Linked DNA regions of Homo sapiens: regions 2 and 3 are each linked to region 1. A link is a loop called in an ENCODE intact Hi-C map of the cell type or tissue named here. Cell type or tissue: endothelial cell of umbilical vein. All regions are shown on one strand.

What was found. Peaks named below come from ENCODE experiments on the same cell type or tissue, not always from the same donor. Only the 100,000 strongest peaks of a DNase experiment are listed, where the experiment ranks them.
Region 2: it touches region 1 in a loop (4-fold over the local background); 3 of 110 quality-filtered maps call a loop at or near these places.
Region 3: it touches region 1 in a loop (4-fold over the local background); 2 of 110 quality-filtered maps call a loop at or near these places.

The regions. Positions count from the first base shown.
Region 1 is chr15:83,202,975-83,210,974 of GRCh38, reverse strand. HDGFL3 (HDGF like 3) reads left to right here and starts at 3,152. Exons shown (of 6, transcript NM_016073.4): 1 at 3,152-3,644. The coding sequence starts at 3,561. RefSeq lists an enhancer at 2,241-2,854 and silencers at 2,715-3,054, 3,445-3,894. In endothelial cell of umbilical vein, no CTCF peak of the experiment used is centred here; DNase peaks (open chromatin) are centred at 2,674 and 4,894; H3K4me3 peaks cover 3,080 bases; H3K27ac peaks cover 3,496 bases.
Region 2 is chr15:83,282,995-83,290,994 of GRCh38, reverse strand. BNC1 (basonuclin zinc finger protein 1) reads left to right here and starts at 6,331. Exons shown (of 5, transcript NM_001717.4): 1 at 6,331-6,465. The coding sequence starts at 6,367. BNC1-AS1 (BNC1 antisense RNA 1) reads right to left here and starts at 6,983. Exons shown (of 3, transcript XR_932542.3): 1 at 6,901-6,983. RefSeq lists enhancers at 5,170-5,670, 6,440-6,940. In endothelial cell of umbilical vein, no CTCF peak of the experiment used is centred here; DNase peaks (open chromatin) are centred at 3,234 and 7,404; H3K4me3 peaks cover 2,375 bases; H3K27ac peaks cover 3,617 bases.
Region 3 is chr15:82,746,360-82,754,359 of GRCh38, reverse strand. It overlaps SNHG21 (small nucleolar RNA host gene 21), which reads right to left and starts at 3,796. Exons shown (of 3, transcript NR_110098.1): 1 at 3,512-3,796. RefSeq lists enhancers at 3,623-3,692, 3,983-4,112. In endothelial cell of umbilical vein, no CTCF peak of the experiment used is centred here; a DNase peak (open chromatin) is centred at 3,879; H3K4me3 peaks cover 1,788 bases; H3K27ac peaks cover 1,176 bases.

The DNA.
Region 1 (8,000 bases):
GTAGAGCGTTGTTCTGGAATAGCCACAGCTTAGTCCTTTGCATAAAGTGGAAGAACCAGTCTGAAAGCTCTGTCTGCAGTGAAAGCCACAGGGCAATGCTTCATCCCCCGTCACAATGTGTTGACAAGGTGGTGTGCATCCATCCTGGCTGCAGAGACAGATGGGCTCTTAGCCAAGAGCATTAGGCGATTCCTGATGACCAGCCAGAGGGAGCCCATGTGGGTGTATTATTAAGTCTGACTTGGTTAGATGAAAGATTGAGAGTCAGGCAAATGATGTGTGCTGAGCAAACCTGAAACCAAAGCCTAGATTGGGAGAAATTTCCACCTTCTCAAAATTACCAAACTCCATCAGTTATGCACTCTACTGGCTACTTCTCCTCATTACAAACTAAAATTTCTCCTAGCTTTAAAAACCAGCCAGAAATCACAACAGAATAACTCTCCCTTCATGTTTTTTTAAGAGATGAGGTCTCTGTTGTCCAGGCTGGAGTGCAGTGGTGTGATCACAGCTCACAGCAGCTTCGAACTCCCAGGCTCAAGAAATCCTACAAGCGCACTCCACCATGCCTGGCTCCTTCATCCTTTCTTGCTACTCCTTCTCCACTGCTGGCAATGAGCAATGAGTTGTCTATACTGCCTCCACATTTTCACCTCTTACTCACATCTCAATCCACCACTCTGGTGTCTTCCCAATACCATTCAGTGAAACAGTTCCCAACTGTTTCATCAGTGACTTCTCAATCACCAGGTTTAACAGACTTATCTCCTTCCATATCTCACTTGACCTCCTTGTGGCATCTACCCAGACATTTCCTTCCTTCTGGAAAATCTTTTACTCCTTGGCTCCTATGACACTACGTTCTTCTTCTACCTGACCCTTAGATGTTGGTGTTACCTGGCTCCAAACTTGGGCACTGCTTTTCTCATTCTACAGTTTCCTGGGCATCCTCCGTTATGGTTTCAGTGACCACTTATATACTGATATCACTCAAAAGTCTACATTCTGTCTTGACCACTTTCTCTAAGCTGTGTATTTAGCTGCCCACTAACTAGCTCTCTGGATGGCCCATGGAAATCTCAACACATCCCAAACCACTCAAGATCTCATCTCTAAACCTGCCCATTCTTCATGGATTTCTGCACCTTGGTGAGTGTCAAAACTAATCATCCTGTTGCTCCAACCAGAAACCAGGGAATCAGTTTCTACTCTTCCTCCTTCCTACCCACCTACCACCCAAAGAATCGGCAAGCTCTGTCTCAGCCCTTGTCTTATCTCTCCTGGGGAGAGAATATCAATGCAGGTCCTGCCCCAAGCCTCTCACCCTCAAGTCTAGTCCCATGCTGGCCACCAAAGTAATGTCTAAACCTGAACTGTGATCGCATCCCTCCATTGTTTACTGCCCTCCCCTGGTTGGCTTCCAACTGACAACCTTTCCCCTCTCATTTCTCTCCTCTTCCCTATATCCACCCCGTGCCCACAGGGAGGCTGGACTGTAGGGGCAAGCAGGCAACAGCTAGGGCTTTGACAGCTAGTCAGAGGGATGTGAGTTTGACATATGAGGATACAGAAATCATTCTACAGCTTCATGAGCAATGCGTGACATCATGGCAGCTGCATACGGTAGGTTCTAGGAGAGAGAGATGTTAGCAGATCATCACAACTGAGGCAAAGAGGACCTAGACTCATCTTCCACAGTGAGAAAAGAGGAAAAAAACGAACCTGTAGGACAGGTGAGTACAGGTCAATACCAAAAAAAAAAAAAAAAAAGAAAAATCATGAGATGCAAGTAGTAAGGAAATGCATTAGTAAAGTAATGTAAAAGCACTGCTAACAAAGTAAACAATCCACAGGAAATCTAGAGACTTTAAAGCCCCATCATAGGAAGCCCAGCACCACAGAACAAGAGCAGGAGTTAAAACACACACACACCATTCTACAAGGCCAGAGAGGGGGGCGGATGGTGGGGAAAACTGTAGCTTCTGTAAAAGGGAGAGAGAACAGACACAAATGAGAACTGTCCGTGTGACAAGGTGAGGGCCACAGAAAGCAGCATTTAGGAGCTATGCCAGCTGACCCCTTAAAGGAGGTGGGTTACAGCATGATTAAAGAAGCAGCATTCGTTCATTGGACAGACTCCAAACGATTCCTTGAATTATTCTACTTACTCCTCACAAAAGAGAGTGTTAGGAAGATTCCTACTCTCAAAATGTCTTTGAAAGCAGCCAGCTAGGGAATTTAGAGTAAAATAGTGGTAAATGAACATGTTCTAGAGCTAATGAACTGTATATGTACATACATCTCCAGAAAGGGATGCTAATTTCAAAAACGTTGTCCAAAAGGTTGCCAGGATTGGAAACAAGTGACCGGCCAGTGCAAGTCCTTTTCACAAACACTGCAGGCCTAGAAAACGCACACAGAGAGAAACATAATCGCTTATGGACTTTGGACTCATGTGGATACAGGTTCGAATCCCGTCTGTGCCACTCAGCAAATGAGAAAACCTCCCATGACTCCGATTAAATAGCTCGCCCTAGGTGGGTCACACTGCATTGTTAAGGGCAGACCTGGGGCAAGAATCCAATAAGGTCGCTGACTCCGGAGCGGTGCTCTTTCCGGCAGCTTGGTGCCCAGCAGAGGGTCCCCTCGCGCCGCCGTCCCCCAGGCCTGGAGCGCCTTTGTCCCCCACTCACCAGAGAGCAGCCGCGGAAGTGGCTGGCTGGGGGTAGCCAGGAGAGGGTCGAGTCAGCGGGAGGTGGGCGTGGGAGCGGGGGGCGCGAGTGGGGAGAACCCCCAGAGTGGCACGGACGGGAGGGGAAGGGGGCGGCCGGGTGGTGATTGGCTGGGCTGCGGCAGGCAGCTCCGGGCCAAGAACAAAAGAGAGCAGGCGGCGGGCGTCCTCCGGAGTAGGCACTCCCGCCCGCCCGGCGCGGGCTTCGGTGCTGGGGGAGGACGCGCCCACCGCCCGCCCGCCAGCCGAGAAGCCGGGCTGGCGCGCTCGGTTTCTCCGCGAAAGCCGGCCGTGTACCTAGGAATTAACCGGCCCGCGCGGGAGGGAAGGGGAGGGGAGCGGGAAGCGGGAAGCGGGGCGGGGGGGGGATGCTGAGCGCGCGCGAGAACAATAATAAGATCGTGTTTGCGGTCGCTGCCCGAGAAGGAATTCGGAGCAGACGCGAGGCCCGGCGCTCGCGCCGCGCCCGGGAGCCCGGGAGGGAGACCGGCAGCGGCGGCATGAGGCAGGCGACGCGGCGCTGGTGAGCAGCGCGCGCGGCGGCGGCGGCGGCGGCGGCGGGGACCTTGGCGCGGCCGGACGCGGGCGAGCGCCGAACGGCCGGGGGCTCCCCTCCCCCGCTGCCGGGCCGTGATTTGCCGGGCCTGCTGCGCCCCCCGCCCACCCCTTGCCTCAGCCGCCGCCTCGCCGCTTCCCCTCGTCGGAGCGGCCGCTCGTCCGCCCGGCTTGAGGCCCGCGGGGAGCGCGGCGCAATTCGTCGGCCCGCGGGGGGGCGGCCTCCCGGCATCTTCGCGGCGACCAAGGACTACCAGGAAGGGGAGCGGCTGGGATGGCGCGTCCGCGGCCCCGCGAGTACAAAGCGGGCGACCTGGTCTTCGCCAAGATGAAGGGCTACCCGCACTGGCCGGCCCGGGTGAGTACCGCGGCCGCGCGCGGGCCCGCCCGCCCACCATTTTCCCCTTCATGATGGCGCGCCCGCCCCCTTTCCCCATCGCCTCAGCCCCGAGCCCGCAGCTCGCGGCCGGCTGTGGTGAGGGCTGAGGGCGGCGCGGCACGAAGAAGACCGGGCCGGGGCTGAGGCAAGGGCTCCCGGCCTCGCCCGCACTCCGCCAGGGCGGCCATCCTTCCGCCCACTTTCGAAGGCGGGTCCGGCCCCCGCAGGCCCGACGCTGCCTTCCTCCTGGAAAGCCGGTGCCGACCGGGAAGCCACGCCGCCGGGCAGCGGGCCTGCGACGGAGGCTTCGGCTCCGGGCAGGGTCATTGGTGGATACCCTGGGTCCCGGGCGAACGTCGGGGCAGGTACGGCAGCGGGGTGAGCGGCTGTCCGCGAGCCGGCGAGTGCCGGCGGGCAGTAAATCCTGGAAAGTGGTAGTGGTCATCCAGAGGCCAGCGGGAGCCTCTTGGCAGTCATTCATCCATCTCTTTGCCTTCTAGACTTGTTGAGTTTTCCCTGAGCGCGATTCCCGGTGCCCCGCCTGCCCTATCATTGTCCTGGGGTACGTGCCTCTCTGGTGCCCATCGTTCTTTTAAACCGACCTCTGATAGCCGAGAGCTTGCAGCCTACCTCTGACTGGTGGGTCCAGCAAGCTTCTTGTGCCTTTCCACCTCCATATTTGTTTTAGGTAGAATCTCAAACCTTATTCTTGGCCTCCTGCTACAGTCCACAATAGCTCTCTCTTCCTACATAACAAGGTTGTCGTTGGGCTCTTTTTCTAGAAAGCGTCTGCATGTAATACATAGCATTCACAATTTTTATTAAGCTCTTTGAGGAAGACACACAACACTGCCATGTGTGCTTTGTGTTTTAGAAGAAATCCTTTTTATTTTTATTTTTGTATGGTTGGCAGTTGATTGCTTGAAATAAGAAATCTTGTGAAAAGGAGGGTCAAGGCATTCTAGAGATTATATTGGTATTCTTTAGGAACGGAAACAGTCATGGAGAAAATTGGCATAAATATAGTGTGAGCTCTAAAATGTTGTATTGTAGTCAAGTGAAGATAGCAAGATCAAGAAAAAAAAATACACCCATTCACAAAAGGAAGTGACATCACGAGTGGCCAGACTGAAATTTAGTGAAGTTGAAGTAATGGATGGACATAATCACTTTTTAAATATTTGGTTTGGCATGATTGTCAAATGGAAAGAACACTAGGCCAGGAATTGGGGGACCTGGTGTCTGGTTCAGGCTCTGTTATGGACTAATCATTTCAACTGTCTGCATATCCATTGCTGCAACTATAAAATCATCTCTAGGATCCTTTCCAACACTAACAACCTCAGATATCAAGAGGAAAAAACAGTCTTATTCAGGTTCCAGTAGACTGAAAATAGCTTCGCATCTGAACTGTAGATTGTCCTTAAGATAAGGCAAAGTTTTTAAGGTAGAATAACTGGTTATTTTTTATGCTGTAATACAGTATTGCTTAGAGAGGCAAGATTTGTGACTTTAGGAGTCCCTGAATATATTTGTGACTTCAGAAAATCCCCGAATCTGTTTGCCAAGTAAGAAATGTATAGCTTTAGGGCCATATGTGTATAAACACAGTCAAAGCCAATTAAAGGTTACCGTTACTAGTTGGTCATTTCCTAGTACCATAATGGCTTTTTAAAATCTTCCCTTTGAAAAATATCTTCTGATAGTCAAAAAGAAAATAGACTTAAAATTTCATTAATATGTTGCCTGTACAGGTTGGCCACCTGTAGTAATTTGTGAAACAGAAAAATCCTACGGAAGTGGTCCTAGTTGTATATCTAATTGTACATAAAATTCCTGGAAGTGATAATTCCAAATAAGGCAAAATGGAAAATAAAATGAGGAAACAAAATTAAGTTTTTAGATAAAATAGGTACAAGAAAGAAAAATCTGTATCTATTCACATTTAACGAGCTCCTCAAGAAACAACCTAAGACTCAAAAAAAGAAGTTTTATTTTCTCGTTAGTGGCATGCTGCAATTTCCAAAGGTAAAGGTTAGAAAAAGATTTGAGTCCCCTTTTTTACAGTGCGTATACTTCACATATGTTTTCATTTTTTTCATCCCAATTCTATGAGGCATTATTCCCATCTTACACCTAGGTATAGCTGTGTAGATGATAATGTTATAAAATGCTAACTGGGAAAAAAAGTCTTGCTTATTGAAGTTTCAAATATTATCACTTGATACGAAGGCCATTCATGTGGGCATTAGATACTGTGGGGCGCCAAGGACTCAAACTTAGGAGGGAAACCAGGAAGAAACAGATTTCAGAGTACATGTTGTAGGAAGGCACTTTGTATTAGAGCTGGTTCATACAGGAATGGAGAAGCAACTTCCTTGCTCTAGGGAAGATGTTTGGTCCTAGGCAGCCCTTTGTGAGGAATGTAGGTCAAGAGGATTCAGAATTCCTACAGGTTGGATTCAGCTCTTGGCTGGGCTTCACACTGTGACCTTGTGCATGTTCTGTAATCTTTCTAAGTTTCTGTTTACTCGTCTGTAAAATAAAGATAATTCTCACCTCACAAATACAGAGTATCTAAAAGCACCAAGTGATGGTACTTGTATGTTCCTACCTTTTTCCTTTTTGAATTTCTAACTTTCCTTTGTATCACTACACTATTTTAAATTATTGTCAACTTTCAACTCAGATTTATTTTTCCAATATTTTATCCTGAAAAATTTCGAATATATAGATAAGTTTAAAAAATTGAACTGTGAAGACCCATTTATCTACACCTAGATTCTACAATTAAATTTCATTCTACTTGCTCTTTCATGCATCTGTTCATATATCCTCCCTCTATCTACATAATAGTTCCTCTTATTTTAATGCATTTCAAGGTAAGTTGCACACATCGCCATAATTTACTCCTAGACACATGCATGCCATTAACCTAGTGGTTAATACTTTGAATGGATCCTTTTCTCTTTTGAGGTAAAATTTACATGGAATGGAATGTACTTACCTTAACTGTACCATTCGGTGAGTTTGACAAATGTATACATTGGTATAATATAAATATAGCTCTCTATATGATATATGTCTGATATATATAAGTATATGTGATACATATATATAATATAAATACATAAATACATTGACATAATACCTACCAAGGTATAGAACAGTGCCTACGAAAGTACTCTCATGCCTCTTTCTGGTAGATTCCTGTCCTCCTCCTTCCTTCTCCCCCATTGTTCAGATGTATTATTCTAACATTAAATAGCAGCTGGCTGTTTCTCATCTAGTATGCCTAATTTTGTGTGGCTTTAAAAATTAGAAGTTCATCTATGTTATGGATTAGCTAGCTTAATGTTAAAAAGTACTGAGGCTAAAACGAGTCTCTGATCGCTTTTGTTTGTGTACCCTGTTGGTAAAATAATTTGAGCATACATCACTAATATATCTAAATTTTCTTTATATATACATGTGCTTTCTGTTACTACTATATACAGCATAAAATAAACACAAAAAGAAACTAAAAGGGATGACATGATGAAAACAATATGTTTTAAAATTTTCATTGCACAATATCGTTAACAGTAATAATACTTATTATTACTTATAGGTTAAGTTCATATTTTTTAAAGTCTTAATTTTTGGAATATTTTCTGCCTGCTTCTTGTGAGATTTGACTAGATGGATGGTCATTGTTCTTAACTTCCGAAGAGATTTTCTAGAATAGAAGTGTCAGCTTAGACATTTACCTTGTTGTTTGCTTGCATCTACATTACTAATATTATTTTTGTGTAGGAATCTTTCTTTTTTTTAGCCACCTGTTCATTTGGTGAGAGCTAGTTCAGTTAGAAGTAGATATTCCATAATCCTGCTCAACCGGGCACACACCAAATGGCAGTAAATCACAGTATACTCAACGTGAATAAACATAACCATCTGAATAAGAATACTATTAATAGTGTCAACTTGCATATAAAATACTAGTAAAATTTACTTTTTAGCTAAAAGAGTAAGAAACTGAAATCAAAATTCTGTTTTCTTCCCATACCCCACCCAAACCTTCCGCTGAGATGTGAGCACTCTGCTTATGTTACCCCCTACTCTAAAAGGTCAGAAAACAATGTAAACGAAAAGCCTCAAAATTATTGTGCTTTAACTAAAGCACTTTTTTACACTTAAAAACTTTATATGAGAATTATCAAATATTGCTAGTAGAGTGTATTGATAGTTACTTAAGAAAACTGACTTAATCTACATATGCTTACCTTGTGACCTAGCAGTCTCTTCTAGGCATATACCCAAGAGAAATGAGTGTTTATATTCACCAAAATACTG
Region 2 (8,000 bases), 80 kb before region 1:
GAAAAATCTCTTCACTTGACCCAGCGTTTGTGGATTGAAGGTCTGTGTCAGGAGGTTCTCTCCTAATCCTCCATCACCAATGTCATCTAAAAATGCAAATAATGAACAAAGACTGTTATGACAGAGAACAGTTGGTATGTCACTTATCCTTCCTTCATCCAGAATAATCTTCCAGTAAAACTGAAGGTAAGTTTCTATATCAGTTGAGAAGCTTTCTCTTAAAAATAAAAAAAAAAAATCTCAAACTGGCTTAAGTGACAAAAGTGATTTAATTTTTCACAGATCCATGAAGCCCAAAGGCTTCAGGCGTGAATCAGAGCTCCAGCTGAATTTCTCTACAATTCTCTGAGCTCTCATCTCCACATGTCAGCTCTATTCCCAGCCCGATTTCCCTTTATTATTCACAAGATGCCAGGAACAACAGGGATTACATGTTATCCTTCTTCACCCCCTATGGGAAAAAAAGAACTCGGCATTTCATGCCCATCAAACAAAAGTTCTGAGTTTTAAGCTGATTGGACGACCTGGAACCAATTCCTGTGCCCAGGAAAATACCTTGGTGCTGATTGGTTTAGGCATGGGTCACCTGAGCCAATCACCTCTGGGACTGGGGTTGATTACCCAGAGAACATAGCTGCTACACTGCGGAGAAGGAATGAAAGGAAGGGTGAAGAGGCCAGTCACACATCATACTGCCTGCTATAATCTTTTTTCATGCACAGCCTGGATTGCTAATTAATTTTTTTATTCAATATCAGACATAAACTCTATAAAGGGGAATCTGTTTTCTATAAAATTTCTAAGTCAGACATTTAAAGTGGTTTTACTTTTTCAAAAACAACAAAATGGGTAACTCAAATTTTTTTTGCAGAGTTCTCTCTTCCCTTAAGAATATACAAAAATTATCCCCCTAAAAATGTTTTTACCATTTGATATCAGTGAGTGAGAATGATTCAAAATTTGTCCTATAGCCCATCTTCCCTAACCCTTTTATCCTCAGTTTCCGAAAGCAATATGACCTAACCAAATATATCCTCCTTCACCTTGGATAATGGATCATTAAATCTGCAGAAGACACCATGTTCCAAGGCATAATGAACTTTAAAAGTTTTCTGATATATGTTCACCAGCCTCCCAAAACCCATCCAAGCAGGACCTGTCCTGTCCTCATGAAACTCGCCCCAAATTCACCAACTCAATCTGTAAAGTGCCTAGTTTAAGGGATTTTCACCAACTAAGTATTTCTTCCACATGTGTAGTACTAAATCAGGGATGTCCAATCTTTTGGCTTCCCTGGACCACATTGGAAGAAGAATTGTCTTGGGCCACACATCAAATACACTAACACTAATGATAGCTGATGAGCAAAAACCAAAACAAAACAAAAAACAAAAAAACTCGTAATGTTTTAAGAAAGTTTAAGAATTTAAACTTTGAATGTTGGGCTGCATTCAAAGCTCTCCTGGACCACATGTGGCCCACAGAACTTAGATTGGACAAGCTTATTACTAAACAAAGTGTCCAGGGATAAGTTAACCTGTGGTATTTTCTTCCCACTGCCTTGGTGATGAAAGAATGAGTTGTCTGGAAGGCAAGCCATTGCCTTCTTGTGACTGTTGCTGACTGTTTAAAGGCCATGGACAACAGCCTAAATGAGAAGCTAACTTCACACACCCCAGACATACCAAAACAATGGTAGCCAAACTTTCAATATTTGCTCCAAGCATTCCACTTGAAAAAATCATTATAAGCCTTCGTCTGTTTCAGAAATGAGAATTTTCTGGTTGCAGAAGATGCCACTGAGGCTCACAAGTTGCATCACTGGCAGCCACATTCAGGCAAGCAGTAATTACGAATCAGGCCTGGGTTTGTTTTCACTTTGGAATTTACTATTGTATTTATCACTTCCTCGCTGACACCAACTCCCACCACCCCCTTGAGATCTGGCAATCTTTGGCAAAACCCAAAATGCCAGGCACAGTGCATTCGCCTCTGTGTAGCACGACCTGCAGGGTATTTTGCTCCCTTCAACCCCAGGCCTTGTGTGAGAAATTGAGGAACAGGAACAATCTTTTGCCACCAAAACCCTGGGCCACATTTGGGATGGCCTCATGTCCTCTCCCTCAAAAGGGAGCAGCCCTGGAGCTGAAGAGGGGAAATTGTGACACCTGTGCCAGGTTTGTGGTAGGCCAGCCTGTCCCCCAGCAGACAGCTGCGTGGGGGGGCCAGTTTGGCCCAAGTGCTGCTTAGTCAGGCTCTAACACCGAGCCAAGCTGCAGATGTGCCCAGACCTGCCGCCACCAGGTGTATGTCTCTGGGCCGGGAGGTGACGGCACAAATGTGACTCTTGCCTCCTGCTGTTTCCTGACACCTCAGAGGAATGTGGAGGACTCAGGAGAGGACACCACAGAAGGCCGACAGGGCCACTGCTCTCTGCCCACCCTGCTATTTCAAAAGGCCTGCCCTGACCCTTTGGCCCTCACCCTGTCTTTCTGCCAACAGCCCCAGGGCTGGCTCCTCCTCCAGGCCACTGGTGGGCTCAAGTGAGAGGCGGCTACCTCCTTAGGCAGATTACCTGCTTGCCTGACCTGCTGTAGTATCATGATGTTCCCACTGTTAGTGCCCAAACCTCTACAGCTAAAAGGTGCTTTTTTTTCTAATACGATTTCCATGATTAAAAATATTCTTTAAAATTTTTTTCAAGCTCATCTGTCCCCACTGGGGAAAAACTGCTTGTGAGATTTAGTTTCCTAAGAAGAGGCTATTCTGTATTTAACAGAATTATTTATTGACAACCAGAGGGGGTCTTCTAGGGTGTAAATATTAGAAAGGTTTACCTGCCCATTTGCGGACTTCAGATCCAACACAAAAGGTTGTGTCTAATCTCAGTGTGTTTTTCGAGAATTCCATTTAAAACTTAGGGAAGTTATAAGCTGTTCTCCATCAGGAGTGATGTTCACACTACAAATATTTATTGCACGTCTATTATGTGCTACAATCCCAGGCCTCAAGAAGACATCACTATATAGCAGAGTGTGGAAATGAATAGCACATTGGCCAGATTCAGCTCGCAAACATTTTCTTTGACTCATACTGTATTTATCAAAAATTTGAATTGGTTGCCAACTTTTAAACATCAGAACATTTACAGTTTCTCTTGAAAACGCAAGAAATCTGGCAAAACTGAGCCCACATTCCTGGCTGATGACAAGTAGAGTTAACTACTGCCCACTTCAGACAGGCACTGGCTCTGGGTTCACATGGCCCCCCACCTCCCCACTTCCCCCTGACTCAGCCTGCCCAGCCCCTCAGCATTTGTCATTGATTCTCAGGATGGAGAGTGACAACACATTCACTCTGGGAAATGCCTCAGTCAGAGACACAGCAACCTAATCAAGCCCTGCATCTCAGAAGAGCTGATTCTTACCTCCTTATCATCAGGTCACAAAGATTTCATTATTTTGTATCTTCTCAATCTTTCCAATTTTAATAAAGTTTCTTTTAGTACTTGATAATGTAAAGTTAGGGAAGACAATCTGTTTTTATCACTTGCCAAGACAAAGAACTTGCCACAAAAGAAAATGGCAAGGTTGAAACATAGAAGCAAAACGTGAGGACTTTGCAAGAGCAGGATGGGCTCTCAGAGATGCTCTCATTTGCCAGATGAAAAAGGTGAGGTCTAGAGGAGGGAAAGGCCATACCAGACCCCACTGGTAACCAGCAGGAAAACAGGAAGATGGTCTGGGTAGTCTTTACCCAGCCAGTACCACACTCCTGTCTACAGGCACAGGTGGTTTCTCTGTTCCTGTTTCTACTTAACATTTCCAGGGAATGGCAGAGAAGCCCATCAGACCTGAGAAATAAATTTGAGGACTGATGTCAGAGGTCACATGGTACTATCAGGTACATGATTTAAAATGAAACTGCAAAAGATTAATTAGTAATTTTTATCTCGACCTACTGATTCCCTATATGTCGGTCCAAATTGTCACATTTGAAAAAAATGTATCTGTCGATCCCAACAGTACATGTTGGAAGAGGCAGCTTGTTTTCATGTTTTCAAATTATGTACTGCCAGAATCCTTCTTGTGTTTGTAGCCAGGAATAGAGTTACACAGTTGATTCTGATATTTGTTGCTAGCAGAAAGTTTTACTAAAACACATATAATTTAGTTGCAATTAATATAAAGATAATGACCAAAACTTTCAATTGGACAGATTAAAGTTATTGAAGTGGGCCACCGCCTGGGACATAGACATTGTGGTGTATTTATAATAGGCATAGGTGGCATTCAGTAATATTGTCATCAAGGATCTCTCTTGGTTACAATATTATTGTAGGTAACAAATTTAAGTTAATCCAGAAATTGGTTTTAGATGCAGCAGAAAGGAAAGGGGGAGAGGGTTTGCAGAACAGAGACTATTTTATTTAGTCCTACCAATCTGGCCTGAGACAGGCTTTCATATCTGCTTTTATAGAGAAGAAAAGAGGGGCCAAGAAGGCTGACTTCCTCAGCCAGTTTCCAGTTGCTAGGAATGAGCTATCCCTGGGTCACTATGACTGCAAAACCAGAGGTTTATCTGCTACCGTATCTCATAGCACAGAAGCCACTAAGATGAGTAACCACCAAAGGAATTAAGACAAGCACACATCACAACTAGGCTACACAATGCTACTGGCACGATGAAAGAGGCAGAAAAAAGTGCCTGGGGGTCACAACAGGGCAAAAGCACATCGAGTGGAGGCTTGGTGGATCAGGGAAGGTTTCTGAGATGTGGTGACATTCCAGAAAGTCCTTCAAAGATGCACTGTGTTACAACAAACAGAGAAGGAGGTGTTAGAAGAAAGGCCTCAATACGGGGGCACGGAGGAATGAGAGGTAAGCAGTTTAGATGCGGAATGAATCTAGCAAAGCTACATCAAGAAGTTAGCCACGTGAAAAAAAAAAAAAAGAATCTCCTCCCACGGCAAGGTCCATCACGTGAGGCCAGGAGACTTCAAGCCTACAAGGAAAGGCGCCACACATCAGGCCCAGGACACTCACCTGTGTGTCCACCCCAGGAGAGGCAGAAGGACCCGCTGGACCCCAGGACGCCAGGACGCCCAGACACCCACACATTCTTCCTCGTACACCTTGTTCCCTCCTTTCCCTTCTCTTCCCTTCAGAAGCCTTCCACCTGCCTGTGCCTTCCATAGCCACAACCAGGCACACTCTGGGTGGCTGAGGGCAACTCACTTCATCTTCCTTTTCCTCTCAGAGAGGGAAGGAAGAGCTTTGTTTCCTTTTCAAGGATCCCCACCAGCAGCAAGGCAGGTGGAAGAAACTGAGGGAAGAGGAAGCAGGACCCCCGCCGCCCCCCCAGTCTAGCCTTTACAGACTCCTTTTAAGGAGCTGAAGAGGTTGGGAGAGGCTTGCCCTGCCCCGGGGCAGCAGAAACCCGGGCGCTGCTGCAGCAGCTGTGGGCGATCTCCGTCAGCTCCTGGGCTCCAGGATCCTGCGGCCTCAGCCCCTCCGCGTCTACTCTCGGGGCCACCACCTCCAGTTGGCTTCTCCAGGGCACTTCATTTCATTCCGTCCCTAGCATCCAATAAGACGCGAAAAACTTAATCCCATTTTACAACTGAAGCCACTGAGGCCCAGAGAGCAAAGCCATTTGTCCTGGGAAAGTGGTCAAGCTGGGACTTTGACTCTTCAGACCACCCAAGGGAAGGGGTGTGTGTGTGTGTGTGTGTGTGTGTGCGTGTGCGGTGGGGGGCGCTTGTTTTGAGTTCTTAAGAAAACCTCCTGGCGACCCCCTTCTTCCACATCCCAAGACGCTCGTCCCGCACTTTCTCGGGAATGAGGTTTCTGCAGGCGAGGGCGGCGCTGCCTTCTTCCTCCGCGGCAGTGAGACCCCGAGGGCGCCCCAGGGTAGGAGGGGAGGCCGAATCATCTCCTGAGAAGAGCGCCAGAGAACTTCAGAGCGTTTCGCCCTTCCCCGGGAGAGGCAAACACCGACACGTCTGTGTCTTTTACCAACAAGTGCCTTCAAGCCCGGCGGGGGCAGACACCTCCGCGCCGGCCGCCGGCGAGGTCTCCGCGGTCTGCGGGGGCCACGGCCTCGCCTCAGCTGCGCTGATTTAGGGCGTTATCCGGTCCCGGGGCGGGAGGCGGCCTCCCGGGCGGCGAAGCAGCGCCCGCGGCGTGGGGCGACCGCGCGGTGGGCGGAGGGGCAGGGGGAGGGGCGGAGAGGCGTCCCCGGGGCGCAGGGGGCGGGCGTGCGGGCACACGCGGTGCGCGGCGGGGGCGGCCATCGTGCTGCGCAGCCTGGGCGCTTGGGGAGCCGCCCACTTCGCCGGGTCGCGCCCCGACGGCCGGAGCGTGGATGCGGCGGCGCCCGCCGAGCCGGGGCGGACGCGGGGCGGCCCGGGCCCGGGAGACGCGCCGGCAGCCCCGGCACCGCAGCGGTCGCAGGATGGCCGAGGTAAGCGCGGCGCCCTCCGCGGGCGCGGGGATTCTCTGTGCGCGGAGCAGGCGGCCCGGGACGCCGCTGGGCTCCGGCTCCCGTGGGTACCCGAGGGCCACCTCCCGAGGGCCAGCTGGCTACCTGCGCGGCAGCGCGGCCCCGAGGCGCGGCGGGAGGGACCGTGGTCTCCGGCCGGGAGGCGGCGGCGGGGGGGTTGGGGCTCTGGGACCCGTCCCTGCCCGACGTCCCGGAGCTGGCAAACGGTCTCCGCGCCGGATCTGCGGGCGCGTCGGAGGTGCCGGCGGGCCAGCCTGTGGAAATCGGCGGCGGCACTCGGCGGGTACCCTACACGCCACTCTCTGCCGCCCGCACCCCAGGCTTCAGCCCAGGACGTTAGGACTTGCTGTTTCCACCTGTGGGGGTCGACCCCTTCTTTTTTTTTTTTTCTTTTACCTCAGAATTTGTGAAACAGCTGATATTTCACACTGGCCGTCTTTCTCTCCGGGGATTGTTTCTCTGGAGAACGGGGCGCGCGGCAGCCTCCGGTCACTGAGGAGAACTGCGGAGACGGGCGGGCGGCCGTGAGGAGGCTCCCGTCCACTGCGGGACAAATCTTTTGTAGAGCAACAACAACAACAAAAAACAAAACAAACCCACAAGAACAAAAAACCCACGACTGAAAGTCGCTATTTAGACAGGTCCGGTCCGAAAGCTTCCGGGACACAGACCGAGCGTTGACCGTGTGCGGGGCAGATTTGACCAGCTTCACTGCGGACCCTGGAGTCCTTGTCGCGGCTCCGCGCGAGGTGGCCCGTCTTTCAGAAAGCGCTGGGACGGGGCTAAGGCGCTTGGGCTCTGGGCTGGAAGCCGGGCCGAGCCGCGTCCGCCGCTCCGAGGTTTTCCTGGAGTGACAGGAAGTGGGCCTGGGCTGCGGAGCCCGCGGCTGCGCCTGCCGCTTCCTTCAGGGGTTTGCATGGGAAGCGCCGGGACGGGAAGCCCCCGGCCCCCGACTTCGAGCTCCCTTAACAGTCCCGCCCAGCCTGGCCTTGGGACCTGCGAGCGCGTGGCTCGCCCGTCTCGGGAGCGCCCCGTCGGTTCCGTGCTGGGAGCCGGGCGGCGGCGGCGAGGCTGGGGGCCGCGGGCGGAGAAGGAGGAGGCCGCTGCGGGGTCTCCCGCTGCTCCTCCGGAGCCGCCGCCCAGACCCGGAGCCCCGCCGCCGCCTGGCTTTGCCGGAGTTCCTCGGGATTTGTCAGCCAGATGTGACAAGATTGTGGCGAGGCGAGTGAAGGAGATCTGATATTAATCAGCGCGTAGCTCCGAGCCAAACTTTCACAAATGCGGTGTAGAAACATGTTCTTCTCATTTAAGGCATCTCTTTGTGGCTGCGGGGCTGCCACCGCTCCGAGTCTGACAGTTAAGTGGAATGCCATCTCCCAGCCTTAATTGTGTGAGTGAAGTTGTGTGTGGTTGGGGGGCGGGGGGCATCAGACGCTCGGGGGTTCGGTAACGTCCCCTGGTTTTATGGCTGTGCTCGCCTCAGTCCTCTGAAGGCC
Region 3 (8,000 bases), 460 kb after region 1:
GCATGGTGGTGGGCGCATGTAATCCCAGCTACTCAGGAGGCTGAGGCAGGAGAATTGCTTGAACCAGGGAGGCGGAGATTGTAGTGAGCCAAGATCACGCCATAGCACTCCAGCCTGGGCAACAAGAGTGAAAACTCCGTCTCAAAAAAAACAAACAACCCCAAAATATCAACCTTTCTTCTGTCCCAATACACCTTAAAGATCTGATACAGAGTCCCATTACTAATAGTGCTCCATGGTGACTTCTAATCTGGGAAGAGTGGGAGGGGACACAGAACAATCTGGGGATGGGAAAGATGTATGTGGTTTAGAATGCTCTTCCCAACACTGCAAGAGACCTTTGACATGTTTAATATTTATTATAGTTAGACTATACTTAAGAGAGCCCAAAGATCTTCAAAATGTATATTTTAAATGTTCTGAATCATAAATTTGGTTCATATGCCCTGGAGGCTGGTGAGTGAAAGCCGCCCCCTTGACTACTGAGTAAGCTTAACTGTCAATCCTATATTTATAGCACAACATGAGTATTTGGCTTTCCACTAGTTTCAGGATCTAAGACTTTATGGAATAAATTATATGCTATAAAGGTAATGTCAAATTAGGGACTTAGAAAGATCAAAGGTGATTCCTTTTCAAATGTCAAGTATCTTTAAAAGTCACTTTTAAAAGTGATACAAAGCAACAAAGTATTATAGCTCAGTACCTAACAACAGCCCCTCTTCCCCAAACAACTTTGGCCAAATTTATATATTATCTGTAGGGTGGAAATCAGATAAACAAACTCCTTGTTTGAAATTTCATCCTTTTCTTATAAAGTGATCGATGGCTAGAATTTTCAAACAGTGGGATCCTATGCTCCAGGGATCATTCTATGGTTCGTTATTGGAAACGTTTCTCTGAACGTGTAGAGCACTGATGAACATATAAAATTTTGACACACACAGGCACACGCAAAAGAAATACACGTTCCCAGCCCTTCAAAGAACCTCAAGCCAACTTCCCAAAAAACAACCACATATAACTATCTACCAAGGATTCCTACAGAAGGCATTTTAAACACCATTTACCTATTTATTATAAACTCAGCAGTGGGTATGTTTCTGTACAGTTATCCATTGAAAACTCATCTTAGTTCTGGAAGAGGGAGAAAAGGGAGATGGAATATAGAGGCTGTCACATGCTACTGGCTACTGGCAGGGGAAGGTGAGCAAGAGATGACTGGCCAAGAGAGTGAGAAGAGAAACTGCCTGTGGCTTGTCCATGTCCAAATCTACTAAATTGGTAGTCTTCTCTTCTTAGCCCATGATTCTCTAGCAGCTGGTCTGAACCACTGCCTGAAACCACTAAAAAAAAAAAAGAAAGAAAGAAAAAGAAAAAAAAAAAAAGCAACGAGATAAAAATAATACAAAATAGCTGGGTGCAGTTTTGTAGAGATGGGGTTTTGCCCTGTTGCCCCAGGCTGGTCTCAAACTCCTGAGCGCAAGTGATCCACCCACCTTGTCCTCCCAAAGTGCTGAGATTACAGGTGTGAACCACCACAGCTGGCTGAGAAAAGTTTAAATCTCAAGTTATATATGTGTATTTTTGTAGAGAAGTATCCTAGCTGATTAATAAACTTTCCAAGCATAGAAAAATATCACAGGCCAGGCACAGTGGCTGACGCCTGTAATTCCAACACTTCAGGAGGCCAAGGTGGGAGGATGGCTTGAGCTCAGGAGTTTGAGACCAGTCTGAGCAACACAGAGAGACACTGTCTCTACAAAACATTTTTTTTTTTAATTAGCCAGGGTGGTAGCACACACCTGTGGCCCCAGCTACTCAGGAGGCTGAGGTGGAGGAGCTCTTGAGCTCAGGAGGTCGAGGCTGCCAGTGAGCTGTGATTGCACCACTGCACTCCAGCCTGGGTGACAGTGAGGTCCTGTCTCAAAAAAAACAAGAAAAGAATTAAAAATGGACATCTGTTTGTGTTCTCTGTGCCTGGAATTATACAGCTACTGGAAATACAAGCTACTGTGCTTGTTGTTGCATTTTTAAGTTGATACTTCTGCTTATGTCACAATCACAACAGCAATCATTCCTCTACATAATCTAAAATGTCTTTGAAACATCTGCATAAAGTAGTTCTTAAAAGTTGGTTTCTGTGGGGGCTTCTGAAAGCCCTTCTGGGGGTTAGTGAAGTCAAAACTATTTTCATATGAACAAAAGCTCTTTGGAGTCTTCAATAACTGTTAAGTGGCTCTTGAGACCAACAAGTTTGAAAATTGTTTATATAGGAGCCAGGCACGGTGGCTCACACCTGTAATCCCAGCACTTTGGGAGGCCAAGGTGGGAGGATCACCTGAGGTCAGGAGTTCGAGATCAGCCTGGCCAACATGGTGAGACCCCTGTCTCTACTAAAAATACAAAAATTAGCCGAGCATGGTGGCATGGACCTGTAATCACAGCTACTCGGGAGGCTGAGGCAGGAAAATCGCTTGAACCCAGGAGAGGGAGGCTATTCATGGCTTCCCCACAATGAACATCCGGTTAAATGAGCTCCTCAGTACTTCAGATACCCCCTATGTGATGTGAACAGTTTTTCAGTATTTGCTAATGTATGGTTTTCTGGGCCTCAGGCTCACTTACTTTCTTCACAGGCTTGCCACTTTCCTACAACACATTTCCATTTCATAACATGAGAGAGATGACTGCAATAATGCACAAGACACTTAAGCCACACAAGCACCAAATGTAAGATTACTTAAAACAGCTGAGGTTTGACTGCAGTGCACTCTACAGAATCAGTTTTCTAGGGTGAGCACATAGCTTGCTCAGTGAACCCCAGGCCGCTCTGTGTAAATGTATGTAACAGGCAATGAAAGTTCCTTCTTCACATATTGTTACTACACATCTGTTGCTAAAAGGGAAATGACAGAGCGACGTGACAGACTCATCTCCATCTACAAACTATGGAAGATGTAGATGACTGACACAGTTCTAACTCCTAACACACACGGATTTTGCCTTTCATGGATTTATACTGTATGTAGATGTACATTACCACCCTTTTCACTCCTCCTTGCAACTCCCCGTCAACCTCGTAAAAAAAGACGAATTGTCTAGCAATGCAAAGAAACAGTATGGTGTACAACAAATAATTCCGGGCTAAAAATGAAGAAATCGCGCTTTCACTCTCGGCTCTGTTATTAACAAGCTGTATAACTTTCGGCCTATCTCCCCCATCATGCTTCGGTTTAAGCTAAAAGGAGGGAGATGACCAAGATGGCTTTGCTCTGCTTCTGACACCAAATGACCGCCAGCAGATTCAGGAAGCTTAAGAATTACCAACTCCGTGTGTGTGTGTTCTAAAATTAATGCAACAGGTGTTGCTGCCTCCAGCAGGCGTCACCGATTCAGAATGTCTGGGTTCTCGCAGGCCCTTATGGGACACAGAACAGCACAACCTATGTGAAAACTGTAAACTTTAGTCTGGTGAGTGCATACTTCTCCCTTCCACATTTATACTAACCTCAGCTCCGTGGGCTACGAAGCTCGTTCTTCAAATGAGGTGGAGAAATGTAAGCGCGATGAATGAGGCCCAAGTCGCTGGTGGCGCTGAACCCCCAAAAGATACACACCGCGACAGATGCAACGACCCCTCACCTCTACTCCCGTTCCCAGCCGCATCCTCTGAAACCTGATACGCCTGCCTGCCTACCAGGACGCTGCTGTCACTGGCTCTGCTCGGTGGCCAGAGACAGTACTCACTCCATGCGGCCACCCCTCCAACGTCCCACCTTCCTAGTAAATCCACTCTCTTTCCGGCGGAAAAGCCCTTCTCGTTTCCTGCGCGTGAGAGGAAGTCCCGCCCCACGCACCAGCGTGACATTACTGGAAGCGCCGAGGAGCTTCGCGCAGGCTCAGAATCGCTCAGCTGGTTGACGTTATCCAGGAGAATCGCGTTGGACTCAGGGAAGACCTGCACAGGATCCGGTTGTTGCTGGGTCCGAGGGCTGTAGGGAGTGGAGAAAGGGCCGGGAATCGTTAAGCGGGGTCTGGGAGAACGACTTGCAGATTCACATTTCCTCCGCCCGCGGATGTCCTCCGGGGAATTGAGGCTTCCTTCCTCAGCTGCCCTTGTTTCTCTCTTTGCTCCCGCTGCCCCTTGTTCTATTTCGTTTCTTACTATTTATGTAGTCTCATTGCTTGCGGTTATAATGGCCACCACTTTATTGAGCATTCACTGTACAAGCATCTCGCAGCAGGCGCTCATAAGCGTCTGGCAATTCTTGGCCACTGCTGGAAGCCCAATCATTCTTTTACCATGGAAGGGATTTGAGAGCCTACATAATCCTGTACTCTAATAGCCACATGGTACTCTTGGGGCTAGGAAGATAAAGTAGAAATTGAAATTGCTGTTGTATTAGTTTTCTGAAGCTGCCATAACCAAGTACCTCACACTGGATAGCTTAAAACAACAGATATATTTTCTCGCTTTCTGGAGTCTGGAAGTCAGAAATCAAGATGTCAGTGGGGTCTTGCTTCTTCTGAGACTCTGGATAGAATCCTTCCTGCCTCTTCCTAGCTTCTAGTGGGAGCCAGCAATCATTGGTGTACTTTCGCTTGTAGCTGCATTACTCCATTCTCTTCCTCTGTTATCAAATGGTATACTCCCTGTGTGTCTCTGTCTCTGTGTGTTTTATAAGGACACCAGTCCTGTTAGGTAAAAGGCTCACCTTACTCCAGTATGACCTGATCATGACTAATCACATCTGCAATGACACTCTTTCCAAATAAGGTCACATTTTGAGGTTCCAGGAAGGACATGAATTTTGGGGGCGACACTAACCAACCCAGTACAGCTGTTAAAGTTCTCAAGAAGTAGACAAACGAAGAGTTGACAAATAAATGTAGTACAAGTGGATTCAAATTTAGTTCAGTTTTATCTGAGTGTTCATAGACATTCGGAGTATCCCTTTAAAGGATGGGTAGGGGCCGGGCGTGGTGGCTCACGCCTGTAGTCCCAGCCCCTTGGGAGGCCGAGGTGGGCGGATCAGCTGAGGTCAGGAGTTTGAGCCCAGCCTGGCCAACATGGCGAGACTCCGCCTCTACTAAAAATACAAAAATTAGCCGGGCGTGGTGACAGGTGCCTGTAGTTCCAGCTACTTGGGAGGCTGAGGCAGGAGAATCGCTTGATCACAGGAGGTGGAGGTTGCAGTGAGCTGAGATGGCACCGTTGCACTCCAACCTGGGTGACGAGCGAAAATCCATCTCAAAAAAAAAAAAAATTAGTTACGAAAGATTCTCTCTACTTCTATCTTTTGAAAGAGACTATAGATAATTTGCATAATTTCTTCCTTAAATGTTTCATAGAATTCACCAGTTAGACCATCTGGACCTGGTACTTTCTGTTTCTGAAAGTTATCAATTATTGATTCCATTTAAAAAATAGATATAGGCCTATTCAGATTGTTTCTTCTTGTGTGAGTTTTGCCAGATCGTATCTTTCAAGAAATTGGTCCATTTCATTTAGGCTATCAAATTTATGAGCGTAGAGTTTTTTTCTTGTTTTTGTTTTTGGGCATAGAGTTTTTATCACCCTTTTAATCTTCATGGGATCTGTAGTGATGTTCCCCTCTTTCATTTCTAATATTAGTAATTTATGCCTTCTCAATTGTTTTTATAGTTAGATTACTAGAAGTGTTTTGCTTTTATTGCTCTTTTTCAAGAACAAGCTTTTTGGTTTCAATGATTTTCTCTATTTTCTGTTTTAAATTTCATTGATTTCTGCTCTAATTTTTATTATTTGTTTTCTTCTACTTACTTTGTATTTAATTAACTCTTCTTTTTCTGTTTTCCTAAGGTGAAAGCTAAAATTGATTTTAGATCTTTCATTTTTTCTAATATATGCATTCAATGGTGTTAATTTCCCTCTAATCACTGTTTTAACTGCTTCCCACAAATTTTGATTATATTTTCACTTTCATTTAATTCAAAATATTTTTAAATTTCTCTTGAAATTTCTTCTTTGGCTCATATGTAAATTAGAAGTATATTGTTTAATCTCCAAATATTTTGGGATTTCTAGGTTATTTTTCCATTATTGATTTCTAGTTAAATTCCATTGTTGTCTGAGAGCAGGCATTGTATAATTTCTATTCTCCTAAGTGGGTTAAAGTGTATTTTATGGCCCAAAATGTAGTCTCTCCTAGTGAATGTTCCCTATGAGCTTAAGAAAAATGTGTATTTTGCTGTTGTTAAATGAAGTCGTCTACAGATGTCAATATTATTCAGTTGATTGATGGTGTTGTTGAGTTCAACTGTGTCTTTACTGATTTTCTTTGTGCTGGATCTGTTTATTTCTGATAGCAATATGTTGAAATCTCCAACTATGACAATGGATTCATCTGTTTTTCTTTGCAGTTCTATCAGTTTTTACCTCACATATTTTGATATTATGTTGCTAGTCACATACACTTTAAGGACTGTTATGTCTTCTTGGAGAAATAACTTCTTAATCATTACATAATGCTTCTCTTTATCCCTGATAACTCTTTTTTTTTTTTTTTTTGACAGTGTCTTACTCTATTGCTCAGGCTGGAATGCAGTGGTGCAATCACAGCTCATGGCTCATTACAGCCTTGACTTCTGGGGTCTGGTGATCCCCCTACCTCAGCCTCCCGAGTAGCTGGCACCACAGGCATGCGCCACCATGCTCGGCTAATTTTTGTATTTTTGTTAGAGATGGGGTTTTACCATGTTGCCCAGGCTGGTCTTGAACTCCTGAGCTCAAGTGACTCACCTGCCTTGTCTTCCCAAAGTGCTGAGATTACAGGCCTGACCCACTGTGGCCGGCCTATCCCTGATAACTTTTCCTTCATTGAATTCTGCTCTGTCTGAAATTAATATAGCTATTCCTGCTTTCTTTCTCTCTCTCTCTCTCTCTCCCCGCCCCCCTTCTTTCTTTTTTGAGACGGAGTCTCGCTCTGTCACCCAGGCTGGAGTGCAGTGGCACGATCTGGCTCACTGCAAGCTCCGCCTCCCAGGTTCACGCCATTCTCCTGCCTCAGCCTCCCGAGCAGCTGGGACTACAGGCGCCTGCCACCACGCCCGGCTAATTTTTTGTATTTTGTTTAGCAGAGACGGGGTTTCACTGTGTTAGCCAGGATGGTCTCGATCTCCTGACCTCGTGATCTGCCCGCCTCGGCCTCCCAAAGTGCTGGGATTACAGGCGTGAGCCACCATGCCCGGCCTCTTTCTTTTATTTATTTATTTATTTATTTTACTTGACATGGACTGCCTGAACATCCCACTGCTTTCTTTTGATTAGTGTTAACATGGTATATCTTTCTCTTTTTTACACATTTCCTCTTAATCTGTATTTGTCTTTAAAGTGTGTTATTTTGTTCACAATGTATAGTTGGATCTTGTTTTTTTTTTTAATTTACTCTGACAATCTTTGTCTTTTAGGTGCATTTAAACCACTGATATTCAACGTGATTATTATTATTCTTTTTTGAGACAGTGTCTCACTCCCATTGCCCAGGCTGGAGTGCAATGACATGATCTTGGCTCCCTGTACCCTTGACTTCCTGGGCTCAGGTGATTTCTGCCACCTCAGCCTCCCAAATAGCTGGGACTACAGGCACACTAAGCCCCACTAATTTTTTGTATTTATTTAGTAGAGACAGGGTTTTGCCATGTGGTCCAGGCTGGTCTCAAACTCCTGGGCTCAAGTGATACACTTGCCTTAGCCTCCCAAAGTGCTGAGATTACAGGCATGAGCCACCATGTCCGGCCTCACAGTGATATAGTTGAATTAATATCTATCATATTTGTTACTGTTTTCTATTTGTTGCCCTTGTTCTTTTTTTTTTTTTTGAGATGGAGTCTAGCTCTGACGCCCAGACTGCAGGCAGTGACATGATCTTGGCTCACTGCAACCGCCACCTCCTGGGTTCAAGCAATTCTCCTGTCTCAGCCTCCTGAATAGCTGGGATTACAGGCACGCACCACCA